Linked DNA regions of Homo sapiens: regions 2, 3 and 4 are each linked to region 1. A link is a loop called in an ENCODE intact Hi-C map of the cell type or tissue named here. Cell type or tissue: PC-9. All regions are shown on one strand.

What was found. A loop is a pair of places that touch in the nucleus more often than their neighbours do. Peaks named below come from ENCODE experiments on the same cell type or tissue, not always from the same donor. Only the 100,000 strongest peaks of a DNase experiment are listed, where the experiment ranks them.
Region 2: it touches region 1 in a loop (14-fold over the local background); 2 of 110 quality-filtered maps call a loop at or near these places.
Region 3: it touches region 1 in a loop (7-fold over the local background); 4 of 110 quality-filtered maps call a loop at or near these places.
Region 4: it touches region 1 in a loop (4-fold over the local background); 2 of 110 quality-filtered maps call a loop at or near these places.

What each region holds. Positions count from the first base shown.
Region 1 is chr20:48,293,593-48,298,592 of GRCh38, forward strand. No RefSeq gene overlaps it. Among named protein-coding and RNA genes, the nearest start is that of LINC00494, 64 kb to the right of the region's middle. RefSeq lists enhancers at 1,056-1,801, 1,802-2,545, 2,546-3,290. In PC-9, CTCF peaks have their summits at 2,238 and 2,438; DNase peaks (open chromatin) are centred at 2,059 and 2,499; H3K27ac peaks cover 2,754 bases.
Region 2 is chr20:48,049,294-48,054,293 of GRCh38, forward strand. The region is part of intron 1 of LOC105372639 (a long non-coding RNA gene); the gene reads left to right. Among named protein-coding and RNA genes, the nearest start is that of LINC01522, 62 kb to the left of the region's middle. In PC-9, no CTCF peak of the experiment used is centred here; DNase peaks (open chromatin) are centred at 2,708 and 3,338; H3K27ac peaks cover 2,341 bases.
Region 3 is chr20:48,371,603-48,376,602 of GRCh38, forward strand. No RefSeq gene overlaps it. Among named protein-coding and RNA genes, the nearest start is that of LINC00494, 14 kb to the left of the region's middle. In PC-9, CTCF peaks have their summits at 2,958 and 3,168; DNase peaks (open chromatin) are centred at 1,659, 2,689, 2,759, 3,609 and 1 weaker place; H3K4me3 peaks cover 2,821 bases; H3K27ac peaks cover 4,060 bases.
Region 4 is chr20:48,062,293-48,067,292 of GRCh38, forward strand. LOC105372639 (a long non-coding RNA gene) reads left to right here. Exons shown (of 3, transcript XR_936800.3): 2 at 364-477; 3 at 1,314-3,999. LOC124904923 (a long non-coding RNA gene) reads right to left here and starts at 3,595. Exons shown (of 3, transcript XR_007067632.1): 1 at 3,522-3,595. RefSeq lists an enhancer at 1,034-1,203. In PC-9, no CTCF peak of the experiment used is centred here; DNase peaks (open chromatin) are centred at 2,879, 3,779 and 4,089; H3K27ac peaks cover 3,302 bases.

The sequences.
Region 1 (5,000 bases):
ATTTGAGCACTCATGGATTTTGGTATCCAAGCGAGGTCCTGGAACCAATCCCCCATGGATACTGAGGGACAACTGCATATACACACACACACACACACACACACACACACTCTCTCTCTCTCTCTCTCTCTCTGTCTCTCTCTCCCTGTCTCATATATATTCAGAGACCACAGGAGCAGAAGAGCATTCACCAGCTATGTTTGACTTTAGCATCCAGGCCTTCCAACCGTGCAGACACTCTTTCCATGTGCGGTTGGACTCCAGCTCCAGGGACCACTGGGAACTCTCTGTGAACAGTTCTGTGGTCTACATTACATCTCACATAAAATGCAGCGATTTCACAGGCTGCAGCCCCACCAAAACAGTCTCATAAATGGTTTTTTAAGCTTCCATTCAGCATATAATGCGGTCTCATCCATTTCATTAATCTTGGTTACATTCACATTTTACAGTTTTGTTTTTCTGGCTAAGACCATTGAATTTTTTTTTTTTTTTTTTTTTTTTTTTTTTTTTTTTTTTTTTAGATTTCTCCATTTCTAATACGGAAATTTGGATTTCTGCTCAGAGATCATCGTTCACCAAGAATCTGAATTTTTAATCAATTTCTTATCTATTTGAACACAACATGGATGAGAGACATGTCCAAACCTTTCTGGGTTGCAAATACTGAGTGGGAGGCCAGCCTTCATCACCAGGCGAGAGGTCTTGTTCCACCCCCGAGCTTGACCGCATGGGAATCAAATTCATGACTCAGCCAAGCTTGGCATGGCTGCATGTGATGGGGTATGGTGGCCATCAGTGCTATTTGCTAAATATGTAAGGGCTTCCTTCCTGCCTTTTGGTAGAATTGCACTTCCCTGCCACCTTGCCGTTTGGTGCAGTCATGTGACTGGTGTTGTCTAAGACATGTGAGTGGAAGCAGCGTGTATCATTTTTGAGCCAATGTTCATTAAACCACTTTAGCTTCCACCTGTCATGGTGATTTTCTAGAAATGTGTCAAGATGAAGGCTGGGGCCCTGAGCAAATACAATGTGCAGACACCACTGTATTCACAGAAGGGAAACATAGCATTTGAGAGAATTAGCTGTTTCTTATTTTAAGCTGCTGAGATTTGGGGATCTTTTAACTGCCCATAAGCCATCCCAATTAACACACAGAGTCATTTACAAATCATTAAAGCCTCTGATGTTAAATCTGTGAATTGAAATGTTCTACAATGTGCAAATCACTTTGGTAACTTTTTTTTTTTTCATCTAGAAAAACTCAGTCCTTCGTCAGCTCTGAATTGTGGTGGTAAACTCCTGGGTTCTATCTGAAGTCAAATACCAAGGAGAAGGTGCAAGCTTCGCCTTCTGGAATAAATTCAGTGAACTGCCAAGCTTCCATTCTCTCTCCTTGGTACTTGACTTCAGACAGGACCCGGGAGTTTACCACCACGATGTTTCCTGCTGCCTGCTGTAGCCCTCTGAGCCCTGGGTCTGTGCTCACTATGCTGATCCTGGCGACCATGACCTCAGTGACATTTCTCAAAAATCCCATTTTCTGCTTTGACCTAGGGTCAGAGACACACTCAATAAGCAAGCCTGGTGTCCATCAAACGTTGCTTTAAATAAGAACATAAACTTAAAGGTCTTTACAAGAGAAATGGCATGTGCAGCTAATGGAGACCAGAGAAAGAGTTATTAGTCCAGGAAATCAGGAAAACTGATTAGCAAGACGAAAGGACATGGCCTGAAATCCAACTAAGCAGTGACAGATGCAGATATTATTCTGCAGGTGTTAGTTCATCCTGCTTAAATAGCAAGGCCTGAAGGCTGGTGGGATCCTTCACTCCTTTACGTTGACAACAACAACAAAAAAACACCAAAACTCAAATTTAGATAATCATCAATTGCAGAACAATTAAAAATTATCTTTGTAACCAGAAAACTATTTTTCTCTCCCTGCATGTAATTGTCTGCCCTTTGTCTGAGGCCTTAACAGATCAGAGGTCAAGCATTCTTAAGCTTTGAGTGGAACCAGAGCACTCAATCCAGCATCAAAGTCCTGAATGAGGTCGGCTCCTCCTGGAAAATTTTTGAAAGTACACGTCATCGCATTCCGATGATTCTGGCCTTAAATTTTCCTTCCATTTCTTAGCTGAAGGCCTAATTGAAAACAGCCAAAGCTAGTTGGGTGCTCTGTCTTAAAGGTAAAGAAGGACACCTTCAGGAGAAAGGAGGGAAGAGAGCTGATAGCTTGATGACTCTTCTTGCTGAACCAGCTGAATCTAAGGACTGAGTAGTAACCGGCCACACAGTATAATTTTAGGGACCCTCTAAGTACCACTGGACTGCTGTGTGCCTTCAATACTACCATTATTGCTCCTTTCAGGTGAAGGCACTGAATACTCCTTTTAAAGTAAAAACATCATATAATTGGAAGATTTAATCAGTCAGCACTCTTGGTTGCATGCAACAGAAAACGAGTTAAATAGCTTTAAATGAAAGAATTTTATTACATCAGGTGACTAAAATGTGCCAGGAATGCCTTGTTCGTTGCAGGCACAGCTGGATCTAGAGGCTGCAATGATGTCATCAGGTCCGGACGAGTGTCTCCTGGCCTCTTGGCTCTTCTTTTTCCCTCTCAGGACCATTCTTAGAGAGTATCTCCTGTCATGGCTGAGGACAGATTCAGCCCGGCAGAAAAGAGCCTCTGCTGCTCTCAGAAGCCACAATAAAAGGCCTGTTGCATCTCATTGGCCCCAAGTGTGTCACATGCACCCAGGCACTGGAACATTCATGGCAGCTTTGTTTGTCTGTGATCATGAAAAACACAGAGCCAGCCCGGATGTCCACCAGCTGGAGCTCATGGCGTGGAGTACTCTACAGAGGTTAAAATAAACTGGAAAAGTGGTCATACATGAAAATGCAGTGAAAGTGAAATACACGAGCATAGTAAACCTAAAGTTCAGGTGTGATTCTCAGAGGGAGGGAGGCAAACATGATGGTGGAGAGTTACACTAGAAGCTTCCACTGTGCTTGTAAAGTTTGATATCCTTTGTGAAATGGTTTGTTGCAGAATAGTTTTCTATGCACCTAAAATGCTTTTGAAAATTCAAGCCACAAATACCCAACCCACACTCAGCGTATCATCTTTGCCCTGAAATGATGTCTGTCCCACGTGAGTCTGTGCATCTTGTTAGATAACCTCAGAAACATGAGAACACTCGACTCGTTCTCCTTAGCAGCAGGCTCCTGCTAGCTCCGTTCTCCTGGATCCCTTTGGATTTGTCTTGCTGGGTTGTTGGGGAGTGGAGACGCCCTCCTCCCTGAAGCGTTTCCTCACATGGTGATTTGTCTATTGTGCATCAGTCAGGATCCCGGGAGGACCTGCAGGTGCAGCCACCTCCCCACAGGGACAGAACCAGATCCAGCTGCCGAGAACCAGGAGACCCAATGTCAGGTGCAATTCTGTGCTGGGATCTGAGTGGAACCACAGGTCTGTGCAGCAGGAGGTGAGAAGCTCATGACTACAGAGAGAGGCATGGCTGGGGACCCAGTGCCTCTGCCCCATCTCCATCTCTGCACCTCGGGGCAGCAGAACACTCCAGGCCTCTCTCACAGTGACCAGCATGGAGCAAGGCTGCCCATCTCCCCACCAGCCTGCCCTGAGTATGAAACTCCAGCATTGGAGATTCCTTCCTTTTTGGTTTTCCTTCTTTCCCTTTTATAACTGAGCAACTTCTAGGCAGGATGGCTGAATGAGCCATACCAGTCCACCTTCAGCAGGGGCTTCTGGCTGGCTGATGGAGGCATGTCTCTGGGGAACAGCAGAGCTCAGGGTAGGGACAGAACAGGGAGAGCTGGGAGGAAGGAGAAAGGCCCTGCAGCAGACGCTGCAGAAGCTTTCCATCCTCCTTGCCTTAACCTGGGGCTCACCCAAGTCTATACTCGTGGTGAGGGCAGGGGGAAAATTGCTTTTTCTTAAAGTCAGTCATTGATGACACCTCCTATCACTGAGTATTCTTGGGGCAGGCCTGCCCCAACCAGCTAGACCAATGGTTCCTACGGAATTTTTAAGGTGGACAGAAGGTTCCTCTGGGGACGTTAGTCAGAGCTGGGTGTCTAATGGAGCCCTCACCGCCAGTTCAGCCAGAGCAGCTTGTTTTTGATCTGTTTGACAAATAGAACTTTTCCATAAGGTTCCATTTGAATGAAGTCTTCACACCTAAACATTTGAGAATGGCTGCTTCAGTCTAAGCTGGGATCATCTGGTTTCAAAACCGTCAAAGAAATTTCAGCAGGAAAATTTGGTCAAATAGTATTGCCCTGGGCAGGCTTGTATGCCCACCCACTTTAGCCATGGGCATTAGTTATCTATTGCTAGATAGCAAGCAACCCCACATTTTAGTGGCTCAAAGAAACATGTATTTGTCATCTAGCAGTTTCGTGGTTCAGGAAACTGGATGTGGCTTGGCTGAGTTCTCTAGCTCTCAAGGCTGCAAACAGTATCAGCTGGGGCTGTGGTTTCATCCTAAGACTCACCTGGGGCTGGAGGACCTGCTTTTGAACTTATTCAAGTGGTCTTTGGCAGGATTTAGTTCCTCAAGACAGCGGACCTGAGGCCTTTGGTTCTTTGTGGCTGTTGGCTGGAGGCCTCCCTTGATTCTCACCCCATGGGGAGCTCAGCACTTGGCATCTGGCTCCCCCAGAGCAAGCCGGTGATGGGGAGAATAAGACATTACATCAGTCTTTTTTCTACCCTAATTTCGAAAGTAGCACCCCATCATTTTTCCCATATTCTATTTGTTTGAAGCAAGTCCCTAGGTCTAGCCCACATTCAACGAGAAGGGATCACACAAGGGCACAGATACCAGGAAGTGGGGACCATTGGGAGCCCTTTTTAAAATCTGCTCCCCACACTGTCTCTGGCTACATTTTAGATAGTTGTTAGACTAAACTGTGAATAATTGACAGACTGCAATTTCTTCTATTTCCCTATTTTAGAGGTATCTCTC
Region 2 (5,000 bases), 240 kb before region 1:
GTGTTGATTGGCCTCTCCGCCACCAAAATCACGATGCAAAACAGCTGCATTACCCTCACAATTTCTTCATGTGGCCCCTTGGTAGGCAATCTTCTCTCCCCAGCTGTTGGCAACCACTAATCTGATCCCTAATCCCTATAGTTTTCATTTCGAAAATGTCATTATAAATGGAGTCATAAGTCTGTGACTTGTTAAACTTGATTTTCTTTCTTTTTTACAAACATTATTTATTATTTATTAGTTTTATTTTCTAGCTTTTCTTGCTTAGCATAATGTCTGTGAGATTCATTCAGGTCATGGTGTGTATCTTAGTGTGTTTATTTTTGTTGTTGAATAATAGCTCATAATATAGATACACCACAGTTCTGTTTGTTTTTTTATTCATTCACTAATTGATGGAGGTTTGGGCTGTTTCCACTTCTTGGCTATTATGAATAATGCTGCTGTAACATTCATAGACACATATTTATTTGGACATATGTTTTTATTTCTCTTGGCTTGAAATGGCAGGATAGGGGGTGGTCTCCTGGAAAATATATGGGGAATATTTTGTTACTAAAAATAATGTTTGTGTGTGTGTGTGTGTGTATGTGGGCCAAAATCAACACTTGTCTACTACACTGAGCCAAGTTTTTTTTTTAAATAAAATGAAATTGATTTTGGTGTTTTATACTTGCAGTTTGCCAACCTTTTTACATATCTTCACAGCTCATTACTTTTTTTGAGACAGGGTCTTGCTCTGTCGCCCAGGCTGTAGTGCAGTGGTGCAATCAGGGCTCACTGCAGATTCAACCTCTTGGGCTCAGGTAATTCTCCTGCCTCAGCCTCCTGAGTAGTTGGAACTACAGGCAGGCACTACCACGCCCAGCTAATTTTTGTATTATTTTGTAGAGATGAGGTTTTGCCATGTTATCCAGGCTGGACTTGAACTCCTGGGCTCAAGTGGTCAATCCACCTTGACCTCTCCAAAATGCTGGGATTACAGGTGTGAGCCACCACACCCAGCCCACATCTCATCCTTTATAGGAATAAAAGCAGCTGGAGCCTTTTGATTTCGGTAGCTGTGGGTGCAACATGTTGTCCAGCCTCTTGTTACAACATACTTTTCTCCTCTCACTTCTTAATAGATTTAAGATACTCACAATGGAGGTGACAATAATTATTGAGCTCAGGTAATCCCAAATAGCATCACCACCCAAGTCCCACAGGTTCACTCCCACCTGTCACCAGACTACAGTTGACCCTTGAACAATGTGGGCATTAGGGGCATGGATGACCCCCACACAGTCAATCTGTGTAGAACTCTGACTTCCCCCAGACTAAACTATTAATAGCCTCCTGCTGACCAGAAGCTTGACTGATGACATGTACAATTGATTAACACATATTTTGTATGTTATATGTATTATATACTATATTCTTACAATAAAGTAAGCTGGAGAAAAAATGTTATGAAGAAAATCATAAGAAAGAGAAAATATATTTACTATTCATTAAGTGGAGGTGGATCATTATGAAGGTCTCCATCCTTGTCATCTTCATGTTGAGTAGGCTGAGGAACAGGAGGAAGAGGTGGAGCTGTTTCAGGGGTGGCAGAAGTGGAAGAACTGTGTATAATTGGAGCCATGCAGTTAAAATCTGTGTTGTTTAAGGATCAACTTTATTTCTGTTTCTGAGTTGAATCTCCTTTGACATAACCATTAAAGCGTTTTTCTCCAATGTCTGCACTTTTAAATTCTCCTTTCTTTTTCATCAGATTCAGTATTGGAGCAGCAATTCCTGATGTGCTGAAGTCAACAGCTATCTCATCTAACAATTCTGTTTCTTTTGCCTGGAGGAAGTTGAGAACTGATAATCTTTGGGATGTAGGTTTAGAAGAAGTCATGAGCCTCTAATGTGTCCAGATATGGGATATTGTGGTGGAAGATGTTGAGCATATCAATCAGGATGGACAAGGTTAGGTTGCAGTAACAAATAAGACCCAAATCTCTAGGGCCAAACACAACAAATGTTTTAAAACCCACTTACACTTTATATCCAATGTGGGTTCTTTGTGGAGGGCTCCCTTCATCATAGTCATTCCGTGATCCAGTCTGCTGGAGGCTGTACCGTCTCAATGCATGCTCCCAAGACTACCACAGCATAAAAACAGCATAGCCAATCACACTGCAGTTCTTAAATGCTTCTCCTTAGAACTAGCACCTGTTAGCAGCTCAGTGGAACTTCCTGGTTGGATGTGCCAGGCAGGTGAGTGCCCTGGTTCCATGGAGAGGGCACAGAAGCTTCATGTTGTAGACCCTCTGAGACCTTGTGCTGTAAGTCTCTTCATTTGGCTGGTCCTGATCTGTATCCTGAATGATAAAATTGTAATCATAAGGAAATAGCACCTGTTGCTTTCTCTCAGATTTCAATGGCTGAGAGAGGTCACATGCCTATTCATGACTTTAAGGGGTTAGAGGAGGGTATGTGTCCTGTGGGCCTGGAAGAAGTAGGAGGCTAGGGTTATTTGTGAGTTCTAGCAATGTCTACCAAGAAGGAGAATGGGATGTGGACAGGCAAGAATTGACTTCAAAAACAACTTGACTCATGTCATGGTTCTCTCTCTGACTCTTTGAATCTCAGCACATTATTAGTTTCCATGTTAATGGATTGAGGTTGGGCTTTTTTTGTTTTCTGCAATGTCTCTTTATAATCTTATTTTTGCCTTACAAAGGCATTAGCATACATTTTCTGGGCTCCCAGCCAGATGAATCATTTTCTTTTCTGTTTCCCCATCTCCATAGTGCCCTGGTCTTTGCCAGAACCAAACAGTGGTCACAGCTAGGACCTGCACCGGGGGTCCTGAATCCACCTTGCCCGGTGCCCAGATGCCCCTCCTGCTCTCTGGATGGAGCCCACCCTCAACAAGCACTCCGGCAGGACCAGGTTCCATGAAGACAATGCCACTTGGAATCTGATAAGTAATATTTGGTACCAAGCCCAGATCAGCTTTTCATCACCCTAGACAAGAGATGTGTTTGGGACTCTTCAGTCTCCCCTGAAGCCCTCAGGCAGGTCTCTGTCATGCTGGGTGGGATTATGGTAACACTCTACCAGCAGCTCCCCACCTGCACCTCAGGCCAGGTTGGAGAGGGTGAAAAAGCAACATAAAAATGTCAGGTTCCTATTGGGGATTAGGAGACAGTCAACTCTAGCCAAGTTTTATTTTTCCATTCTAAAGGAAGAAGAAGAAAAAAACACAACCTAAATTATCCCATTTTCCTTAACACACCATAGATGCGTGAATTAGAAGAAAAAATTTGTTAAACACCCAAACAAAAAGAAACAATCTGGCCACCAGCCAGGATTACTTTGCCTGGAGCGTTTTCCATGACTCTAAGGCCAGCACACAAAAGGGTTTCTAAGATCCATTTCTGGTGAGAATAAAAGCTGAATCTGAAAAACAGATGCCCCCTGAAAGTAAGAAACAGAAGAAAATGCAATCTGTCAACTAGCCACAATTTATTCTATCAACTATCAAAAATTTAGTCTGACATATTTGCTGGGTAAAATAACCATGTTGACTGATTGTTCTCCTGAAAAAGACAGTTTGAATTCACCCAACTCCAGCTGAGACTCAAATAGTCATTTTCAACTATTTCCAAATATTAATATTTTCTGCAAAGAGAACCTTTTATAAAATCTCAATTTGTAAAACTGGCTAGAAACCCAGTTGCTCTGGTTGAAACTGGGGGTGGGTGCTCCATGTGATACATTAAATATATTACACCCCCTGAAACCCTCCCCTCAATCCAGGAGCCTCTCTCTCTCTCTCTCTCCTGCTCTCTCTCTGTCACTCAGGCCGGAGTGCAGTGGAGCGATCACAGCTCACTGCACCCTCAACCTCCAGGGCTCAGGTGATCCTCCCACCTCAGTCTCCTGAGTAGCTGGGACCACAGGTACACGCCACCATGTCTGGCTAATTTTTTGATTTCTTGTAAAGACAGTCTCACTATGTTGCCCAGGCTGGTCTCCAACTCCTGGAGTTAAGCAATCCTCCCACCTCAGCTTCCCAAAGTGCTAAGATTGCAGGTGTGAGCCACCACACCGGCCTGAACAAAATTCACATATTTTAAGAATCTTTGATGTAGACGGGGGACAGTTCTGCTAATTTAAAAACATCTAGAGTTTTGCATTGTCACAATAACTCATGGTGGGTGTCATTTCTAGAATTTAGTGTAAGGGTTCAGGGATGGTAATGTATGACACACAATCCTGTCCAAATGGCCAAGTAGCCCCCAGGAGAAAAAAACAAAATAAAACTGGACAGAAGGCTTTAGCTGTCTTTACGAGGCGGGAGCTAAGGGTCACCCCCAATGTGGCCCGCTACAGCCCCAGCCCCCTATCTCTGTCTTGCATGGTGCTTGCTTCTCTTCCTCTAGAGCCCAAATATACCAAATGCTTCTTGCTCAGCCTCCTTTGCATCCAGAAGCAGCCATGGGACCCAAACCTGACCAATGCAACGAGAGAGTCAATATTCTGAGGTGGGAAGAGTTCAAGGAAAAATTTTGTTTCGTAATGCAACGGAGGCACAAGAAGAAACTCTCCTTCCTGCCTTTGAAAATAATTGGTTGAGAACAACATGCTGGAACCGAAGCAGCCTTTCTGTGAGCATGAGGAGCCATGCTTAAGAACAAGTCAATCTGCTAAGGAAGGCAGAGCAGAGAGACAGATATGGTTGAGCTGCATTCTTCATCCCCTCTGTTATAGGGGACAATCTATATGATTCTTCAAGTCTGTTAATCAAGTCTTTGGTTGCTGACAGCCACACGCATTTTAATAGATATACTTTTCTCACTTCCATTCATCTGGAAGCAGAAAGAACAGCTCTGAGGGAATCTTCTTTGCAGACGCTGACACTTCGATTCTCACTGTGGTTTTTCTTGTTGACTTAGGGCCACATAAATCTTTCCCTCCTTCTTGGTACTTGATCTTCTGCCTCTGCCGCAGGCTTGTTATCT
Region 3 (5,000 bases), 78 kb after region 1:
TGTTTGATTTGGTGACCATATATCTCTTTAATTTAAAAAGGGATCATTCAGGACCAGTGAGGCCATGGTGGTGTTCATTGGAAAGAGCCCAGGGACCCAGGTGGCTCTTGGCTCCATCACCTAGAACCCCATGCCCTTGAACGAGTCCCTCTCCAGCTTTTGACACCAGTTGGCCAACCTCTAAAACAAAGAGGCCAGGCCAAATTATTTTGACTTGTCCTTGGAGCCCTGTGAGTCTGTCTCACCACGGAGTGACTTGGGAGTCTGGGTACCACCCACCCTGACTCCATGTCAAATACCGTGCACATCTCAAGCACAGTGCCTGGCTCAGCACAGGCAGCAGGAAAGCTGTGTGGGTGTGCATCAGGGTTGGTGGACACAGTAGACAGCCTTTGCTCTCCCAAGATGGGGGAGGTCCGGTACCATGACTTAGGGAACTGCTGGTTCCTAACCAACCCCCCCACCCACCCCGGACAGTAGTGCAGAAAGGATGCTTTCCTAATCAGCTAATTTTCACAAAATGTGGGATGCCCTGGTGGGATCCCGTGGTAGGAGAGTAGATGACTTCCAGGAGCACATAGAGGGGGCAGAGGCTGCGGGCTGACCCTTGATACCCCTCATCCCCTTCATTTAACATTAGAAATCCCAAAGTTTAGTTGCCTGGACCGGAACTGAATTTCCCATCCTGCCTTGCAGCTGGTGTGTACCTTCCCAGTGTACCCTTAAATGCATGAGTACGCCCCACTTACCCTTTTCCTCTTCCCTCCTGCCTGATGTGACTTGCACCTCCTTGGACCAGGTGGACAAGAAAAGCCTCCGTCAATGACAGAGCCCAAGATGGGCAGGTCGAGGATCAGCCCCGGGAGCCGCCCAACTAGCTCGCCCCTCGCCCCCGCCCCCCAGCCCCCACAATCCCCCGATGGCGAGGCTGTCATGTGGGAGAAAAGCAAACCTCTGGTTCATGAAATTGCAGGTATTTGGAGCCTCTGCACAAGCTAGTGAACTTGTATATCAATAAGTAGGGGGAGTACATTTTTTATTTCAATAGTTATTCACTTTAATGTGTATTAGAAAAAAAATTCCAACTTATTAATCAAACCTGTGATTTCATTATGGCGACAGAGGACGTTAAAGTAGGTAACACATTTTTTACTTTTACCATGAGTAAAAATGTGAGCCGGTTTAGTTTAAAAGAAAACGCCAGAAAACAGCATGGGCATGACAAGGGTTTGGCAACAATCACGATCATCCTGGAGTGACTGAAGCTCGTCCACTTGGGACAGGTGACCATGTGGGGGACTCTGGAGCAGCAAAGCAGTCAGGGTGAGGGGTCAGAGGCACCAAACTTCCTCTTAGAAAAACACGAGGGAACCGACGAACCCATGTCCAGGGAATGCTGAGGACGCTCTTGACTGTAGGGGGACCGAGCACAAAGCCCCCGTCGCCGCCCGGCGGACCCGAGCTCCTGGACTCAGCCTTGACCGACACTGACTCTGTTCCCACAGCGGCCGCTTTGTTCGTCTCCTTTGTGGACACTTAGCTCAGCGCCTGTGCTGCTCGGCTGTGACCTGACCTTCGAGGGTCACCTCCTGAATTCAATCGCTGTGACCTGTGCTGCGGACCCCGTCAGGAAGCTCCTGGTCTCCTCCAGTCCCTCCCCCGCCTCATTCGCACAAAAGGCCTCATTGTTCTGCAGGGTCTGATTCAGACCTGCCCTGGTTTCAGTTTCGGCAAACACCCAGCACTGGCTTTGGGTCAGGGGTCACTCTGGAGTGAACGGGGCGCCCTGAGCAACCCCACATCGCTGTGTGATCCCGGCTCATCCACAGGAAGCCCCGGCCCAGGGACCCAAATGGGTCCCAGAAGTGGACCAGATGCAGCGCCGACGGTGATGTGGGGACGCCGGCATCTCCAACAGTGGGAAAGAGGAAACTTTCTACTTTTCATTAAGCCCCGTCCTCTTCTCCCCCAGGGTTACGGGGACACAATGTCTTCACTGGCCATGTTGGAACGTTCTGGGGTGTGAAGGGAACGTCCCCAAGAGCAGTGACTTGACCTTCGCTTTGGCTGAGATTTGAAATTCTCTTCTTACCGATCTTTAAATCTGTACACGCAGGAGTCTGTTTTATATCCAGCCGTCCCTGTGACCTCGGGCGAGTTCCTTACCTTGTGTTTCCTCATCTGTAAAGTGGGAATAATGACCGCACGGCCTCGTGTGCTTGTCAGAACAAAATCAGACAATGCACGAAGACCCGTTGGCCCGGAAAGCTGCAGCTGGGCCCTGACGATGCCACGCTGTCCATCTGGGGAGGGGAAGTTCATTGCTAATTCGACTCAAAGGAGAAAAATGCATGTCCCCCTGAGCTGAAAGAAGGAACGAAGCCAAGTCCACCAGGCCACCGGGTCTCCTTAGGCTGAGGAAATGGACAAGGAGGGCAACATGGAAACTGCAGAGAGCAGCAAAGCCCTTCACTACTGCTGCCCGAACCCTGCAGCGGCTCCTACAGCCACCACAGGTCACTGGGCCAGAAGCAAGTTAGGGAACAGCCACATCACCATTCAGGGAAGCCGCTCCCAGGCGCTGATCCCCGGAATGGTGGATTTGCTAACAGCAGCCACACAGACACCTCACCTCACGCCAGGCTGCTGAGCTCAGCGGGGGGCACGATTGCCCAAGCAGGGGTGGGGCAGGGCAAGGCAGACCCAGTCACATGGTGGGAAAAGCCAAAAAAAACCTGCCTGATTTGGTAAAATGCCAGAACTGGGCATTTTAAAGTTAGTTTTTAAGGCGTAGCCATTTGTTGGGGGTTTTTTTGCCTTGTACTCTCCTGTCTCCCTCCTCGCCACACAATAAACTGTCTCCAAGGCAGCCGCCCTCCCGTTGCCAGGACGTGCGAGGCAGGGAGGTCAGGAGCTCTGCTGTGAGGGCGCCACCCGGCTTCCGGTTTGTGCATGAAAACCCGGCTCAGCTTTTCCGTTCCATGAAGACTGGGCTTCTCCAGGCTGCTCGGTAAATAATCACGGATTCCACTGGGAAGAGAAAACATCCCCACAGCCCCTTCTCCATTGTGCACCCAACCTCCAGGTGTTTTCAGTCTCTCAAAGAGCCCCGACGCCTGAAATTTAACAACTAAAACCTTATTTTTCATTTCCTGAGATTCTCTTGGTGGAATCAGGCAGCCTGGCAGTGCGCAGCACCTAGGGTGGCTCATGATGAAAAATCCAGAGGGGACTTTGCCTTCCTGCATGTCCTTTTGTCACCAGAACCCGGGGACCAGCAGGACCCAAAGCTCCCTGCGGGATCAGCTGGGTCTGGGAATCACTGTCCTGGGCCCATTTGGACTTTTCGGATGAGGCCGGTGTTTGGCCAGCACCTGGGCTGGGCAGGTGGGAAGGACAGAGGCGCTGATGGAGAGAGGGAGGGGAAGGGGATTCACAGCCGTCCTGGGAGCCCCACGGGTGCCTTTGGCCTCTGGCTCCTCTGCCTGCCCCTCAGGCTGGTTAAATTCCCCCCTGAAAGTTCCCCATTGGGCAAGTCCAGCAAGCCTGAGCCAGGCCTGTGATCTCAGGGTGGGTGGAGCTCTAGAAGGCCTGGCCCTCGCTCCTGGAGTCCACGTTCACCCTCAAGGCAGTGAACGGCACCCCACTGCGCATCTACTCACTAACCAGGCACGGGATGGTTTCCATGGTTCCTGTGTCTTAGACCAGCTCGCTCATGGTGACATGGGACACGCTGAGACCCCACCATGGTGCAGAGTGACATTAATGCATTAAATTAGCAGCCTCTGCAACACAAACACATTTGCATGTGGAGCCTGTGACGTTCTTTGGTAAAAGGAATCCTTACATGTTTGCAAACATTACACTCGCTGAGGAAGGGCCTCGGGCTCTGACAAATGATAAATGGGAAAATTAGACGCTTCAGGAAAATGCAAATATCATCCTTCGTAAGTCTGTCCGTTGGCAGGAAATTTAAAAAAAAAAAAAGGTTTCCCCAAAGCAGTGAGGCATTACTTCTCCTCTTTTAAATGCCAGGAAGAAGGGCTGTGATTCTTTTAGGCACTTGCATGGATCTTGATTTCTCTTCCACAGTCTCCCCAACGCCCTGGCAATGTGTAGGGGAGAAGCCTGTGATTTCAGCAGACTGTCCTCTAATTCAGCGTTTCTCAAGCTTTATTTCATAATCACCCCCTAAGGAATCTTTATAGGCAATTTTTTCTTACTTGCCCCCCTATGAATTTTAATACTACATAATTACTGCAGAATGGTTTATGCACTGTGTGGACATCTACATTTTTACATAAAGACAAAAATCTTTTCACCTCTGGGAGCCAGCTCTGGCCCCCATGGGAGCAGTATTCTCCGCTAAGAAGGCCTGCTCCCATTCCTTCTTTTGTTGATTTTGGGAGGAGGTGCAGGAGCTGCCTGGGGCCTTGGGGCAGAGCGATTCGGGAGAGGGGACAGAGAGGACAGAGTCCGGAGAGGGGAGGGGAGGGATGAGGCCGAGGAGCAGCCAGGAGCCCCGTGTGGCTGGGGCCAGGGGGAGTTGAGGGTAGAGGAGTGATGGGTGACTACAGGGCAGGGGCCGGGGGTGGGGGGCGGAGATGGATCATCTCAGGCCTTAGGGGACCCTGTGAGGACTTCAGCTTTTACTCTGAGGGAAGTGGGAGCCATTAGAGGGTTTCAGCAGAGACAGGACATGGTCTGGTTTATTTTTTAATGGATGATCTGTGTGAGGACAGGTTGGGGTTGTGGGGTCAGAGCTGGAGAAGGAGGCCAGCGGGGTCTACTGCAATGGTCCAAGCAGGAGATGATGGTGGCTTGGACCAGAGGGTAGCTGTGAGGGAGGTGGGAAGTGGCCGTATCCTTGATCTGTTTTGGAGGTAGAGCACTGGCACGGTTTGCTAAGAAGGGTATCACCCCAGAGCTGTCAAAGGCTCATCAGGTACCCCCTCTTTTACTGGTATTAACTTCTTATCCTCCCAATGAGGCTATGAGGC
Region 4 (5,000 bases), 230 kb before region 1:
TATTATATTTTAATTAATAGTGTTTCCAAGGCATGACTTGGAAAGAGAAGCTTTAGTCCACTCATAACCCCAGGCAGTGCTCTCTCTATATGCTGCCATGCAGGGTACTAAGAAAAATATACAAGCAAAGTTATGTAATAAAATCTCTAGGAAACTGTTTTGCTGCTGCTTATAGGGGACCTACATTCCAATTAGAAAGTGTGACACTCTGCAAATTCAGCTTCAAGACCAGTATCCTAACCTTTCTCCCGATCCCATATCAGTCAGGAAAGACTGGGCAATGCTCTAATAACAAATAACCCCCAAATTGCAGCCAAATTGCAGAAATCACGGCAACATTTCTTTCTCTTTTTCACAAAAAAGCAATTGCGGGTCCAGATGACTCTCGTGGGCAGCATCCTCCATGTGGACTCAGCCATCCAGGTGGCCTCTATCCTGCAGTGTCCACCTCACAGCTCTGGCACCATCATGGTGCAGGTAAGGGAGCCCCAGAAACGCTTCACTCTGAAGTGAAACCTTCATCTTCTTCCATCCACAACAGTTGCCTAGAACATGCCCCATGACCCCACCTAACTTCAAGGGGAGGGGAGGTGATATGGTTTGGATGTGTCCCCACCCAAATCTCACCTTGAATTGTAATAATCCCCAAGTGTCAAGGGCGGGCCAGGTGGAGAGAATTAAGTCATCGGGGCAGTTTCCCTCACACTGTTCTCATGGTAGTGAATATGTCTCATGAGATCTGATGGTTTTATAAAGGGGAGTTCCCCTGCACAAGCTTTCTTGCCTGCCGCCATGTAAGATGTGACTTTGCCCCTCATTCACCTTCCGCCACAATTGTGAGGCCTCCCCAGTCATGTGGAACTGTGAGTCCATTAAACCTCTTTCCTTTATAAATTACCCAGTCTCAGGTATGTCTTTATTAGCAGCGTGAGAACAGACTAATACAGGAGGTGTTCTGTTCCCAGAAGGAGGGGAGGAGCAGATATGCATGAGTACTCTATGTTCCCATCATTCCTCCTTCCAGAACATTGCCACATCTGAGACCCTCCTGTAAAAAATTCTGGAGCCACTAATGCTTTCGCAGTATGGAACAAACATATTTTCCAGAAGAAATCAGCCAGTTTTTTTTCCTTTCCTTTTACATAATGCAGTGCCAATGTCCTCTTACCTGGAACAGTGCCTGGCACACAGCAAGCATCGTAACTATTTGTTGAATAATTAGTGAATACATGACTGGCCGAATGAGTGAGGGCCATGCAGTGCCTCTCCCATTATGTCAGGACTCTTCTTGGAATGCTGACTGTGTTTTGTAGAGTGCAGCCCTAGGAAGATGGGAGACCCAGGAACTGGCCCTGTCTCTGCTGATAGCTCCGTCAGCTTGAATGAGGTCTAAGCCCCACGGACACTCTGCATAAAGAAGCATGCATGTTGTGTAGGTAACGGGGTTGGAACTGTTGTGGTCATTGCTTCATGAGGGAAACTAGATAGGGATAGCACCAGGGATGGCAGGCTGGAGCCTGGGGAGGGCGGATCACAGAGAAGCTCTGTGACGTCGTCTGGGGTTAGGAACCCATGAAAAGACTGAACTTCCTATTAGGCAGGGAGAAAATGGGGAGGGTCTGGCTTGATGTCTCTTGGAGAAATCTGGATTACACAAATATGTGAGGCCAGGAAACCAACAAGGAAAACATGACCTGTCTTTGCTGATAATGATTGTCCTATCTGCATAAACTCACAAGGATGGAATAAGAATAAAACCAACAACACACTTCCGCCAAGACTTGACAGTTTGCAAAGCATTTTAAAATACAAAGCCAACTCTGTTAATGGTAACTTGGATAGATGTTCCAGCTTCAGTCCAAATATCTTACAGATATTTACTTTAGTCCTCATAGCATGACTATCTTTATTTCACAATGAGGAAACTGAGCTAAGTATTTTACCCGAGGTTTTACAGTTAGTAGCCAAGACAGGATTCGAACCCAGGTATCTGGCTCTAGAAGCCACACACTGAACTCTGCATCCAGCAGCCTCTGCAGAAAACACAATAAAACTCTTCTGATGATGCCAGTGGCTGGAATTCCACCACTTATACAGAACAATAGGGCTGGAGTTGCTCTGAGAGAATCATGTCTATTTCGAGGAAGTTGAGGAAAAATATACCTAAATTTTGTTTTGGTGTAGTCTAATCCTACAGTATAAAGAACTTTTGTATTGCATTTGAATTCTTTTATTTATTCTTTCATGAGCAAAAACTTTTTGCACACTTACTGTGTTCCAGGTTCTGTTCTAAGCTTGTGCAGTGCATGCTACCTCATGCAACCTTTGCAACAACTCTCCCTGCTAGGGGGCCACTCTTTCCTAAAGCAGGCAGGGGCCCAGAACAGGCTGTTCCAGGCCTCCTCTATGCCTTATTATCACAGAGAGAGCATAGAATATTCCTCAAGCAACAAGAAAGAGCAAGGAAATACATGTTCAATGCAGACATCCACGTTTGTGTCATCTCAGAGGAAGGAACAGGATCACCCGTTCCCTCCAAGGGAAAATATACCCTTTTCTTTGCTTTTATTGGTTTTAAGGCCTGGGACAGTAGTTCTCCACCTTCTTGGGTCACATTGCCTTTCACTCTGCCAGATTCTGTTTCCTTTCTGTGACACGAGGATAGAAATAACACGCATGGCAATGGATTGGGGTGGTATTCCAACGAAATAATGTAACGATGGCCCTTTGTGAAGTGGAATTCATACATTCATTCACTCATGCATTCAACACATTTACTGAGGGCCTATTATGTGCCAAGCTCCTCTTGAAGTCTCTGAGGCCTGAAGAGTGAAGACAGAATAGATGCTAAAGGCAGATTTCTGGAACAAACTGCCTGGGGTCAAATACTAGCCTCATTACTCACTAACTATGGGAAAGTTAAGTATAAAACCTGACTCAAAGGGTTAGTGTCAAGTTTAAAGAAGTTAATATCTGTAAAACATTTAAAATAGTTCCTGGCATAGAGTAAGTTCCAGAAATCCTTTGATAATAAAAAAATATTTTTGAAAAGAACAACTAAGAAAAATTACATTCAGTATTTCTACCTAAGGAGATATGGCTGTATATTTTACCTTAAAAATATCAGAGATGTTAAAATAATAGAACAATAAATAGAATAATAAACATCTGTATAACTTTTTAAAAAGATTTAAAGCCCACATTTTGTGTTTTTTTTTTTTTTTTTTTTTTTTTTTATGGAAACAGAGTCTTGCTCTGTCACCCAGGCTGGAGTGCAGTGGCGCCATCTCGCTCCACCTCCCAGGTTCATGCCATTCTCCTGCCTCAGCCTCCAGAGTAGCTGGGACTACAGGTGCACGCCACCAAGCCCAGTAAAGCCCACATTTTCTAAATGTGAAATAAAATTTTAATTCTTAATCATTAGCCATCAAGAACACACAGATATCTAGAATGCCCTAACTTATTAATGTCTTAATGTATTAGTTCAAGTCTCAAAAGCTTAAAGCAATAAAATGTATTACCTGCTGAAGTAAACCCTCATATACCTGTGATAGCAGTTCCTCCACCATCAAGAATCTGGAAAAAGGAGGAAAGCCTAGAAAACAACAACAACAACAAAACACTGCTTCTTAAAGATATCAACCCCAAAGTGACACCTATCACTTCCTCTTTCATGTCACTGGCCACCCCCACCTTCACTGAGAAGAAAAAGGTTAATTCGACTACACACCTGACTTCACTGTTTGATCATCTGATTGTGGACAAGTCACTTAATTTGACTGTATTTCAGTTTCCTTGTTTGTTAAATGAAAACAGAAACAGTGCTTTGCTCATGGCATTGTCATGAGACTTAAATCATACACAAAAATGTTAGCTATAATGACAATGTGATCTACCCACAGAAAATATAAAGTATTATTTGTGTGTGCATGTCTGTTTAATGTGAGTAGTATCAGACTACATTTCCAATGCCGATAAAAATGTGTGATCTGACTGAAACAATAACCTCGCATTTTATTTCAAACTTACACACTTACACAATACATCCATACATGCGAGTCACCATTGCGTTTCGTTCCCATGAAAACTTGGATTGCGTCAGAGTTTTATTGCTTTTGACCCAATGCCACTTAATGATTGAAAAAAAATGGTGGGTTCATGTTTGGTATTTCCTGATGCGGGCAAGGGAGCAGGGCTGCTCTCAGCAGGCGGTTCTTACCCACGTGCTCACTGGCCCTCCGCAAGCTGATGTCCAAGACGACAGACACATGGTTTAGGGAGCTCAGATGCTTGAACTGTGACGCAGCTGGAAACCCAATCAGGACATCGGAGAAGAAAGCAGAGTGAGGTGGGGTCAGAAGGGGGCACGTGGGACATTCCCAGGAGTTGGAACTGAAGAGGGGTGAAAGGGAGGGATGTGGGCAAAGTCAAGCTCTGGAAGCAGAGGCTCAGGGGGTACCCTGTGTTTGTGGTTGGGGACAGAGATGGGGCAATGAGGCCCAGCACCCAAAGGCCAACAGGGCTAAGGTGTGCAATGACTTCAGGTTGACTCTGGAGGCTGATGAGTTGTTTGTCTGGATGGACGTGTGGTTGGCAGATGTCTTGTGCCTGCCCAGCCTTCACCCCACACTTCTGGGGCCATGCTCTGAGCTTGCTCAGGGAACCATGGCTTTGCTGGTCTCAGCACAGCTCCAGAAATGATCATGTGGCTCCGGTTTGACCAATGAGGCGCCACATCCCTCTGGCCACAATGATTGGCTCAGGAATGGCATGTGACCCAGTCAGACCCAATCAAAGCTCACCCTGGGCCTTGCTAGGGGAGGAAGGATGGAAGGTGTAAGACTCCACCTTCAGAGCCCCCTGGGTGGGGGTCACATGTGCCTCAGGGTGATGTCAAGAAGGTTGTGCTGAGATGGAGAGAAAAAGAGTCATAGTCCCTGGATTTGGATATGCTCAAAGCCAGCTTGTCATTGGCCTTTTCTTGGCATGAGGCAATACAT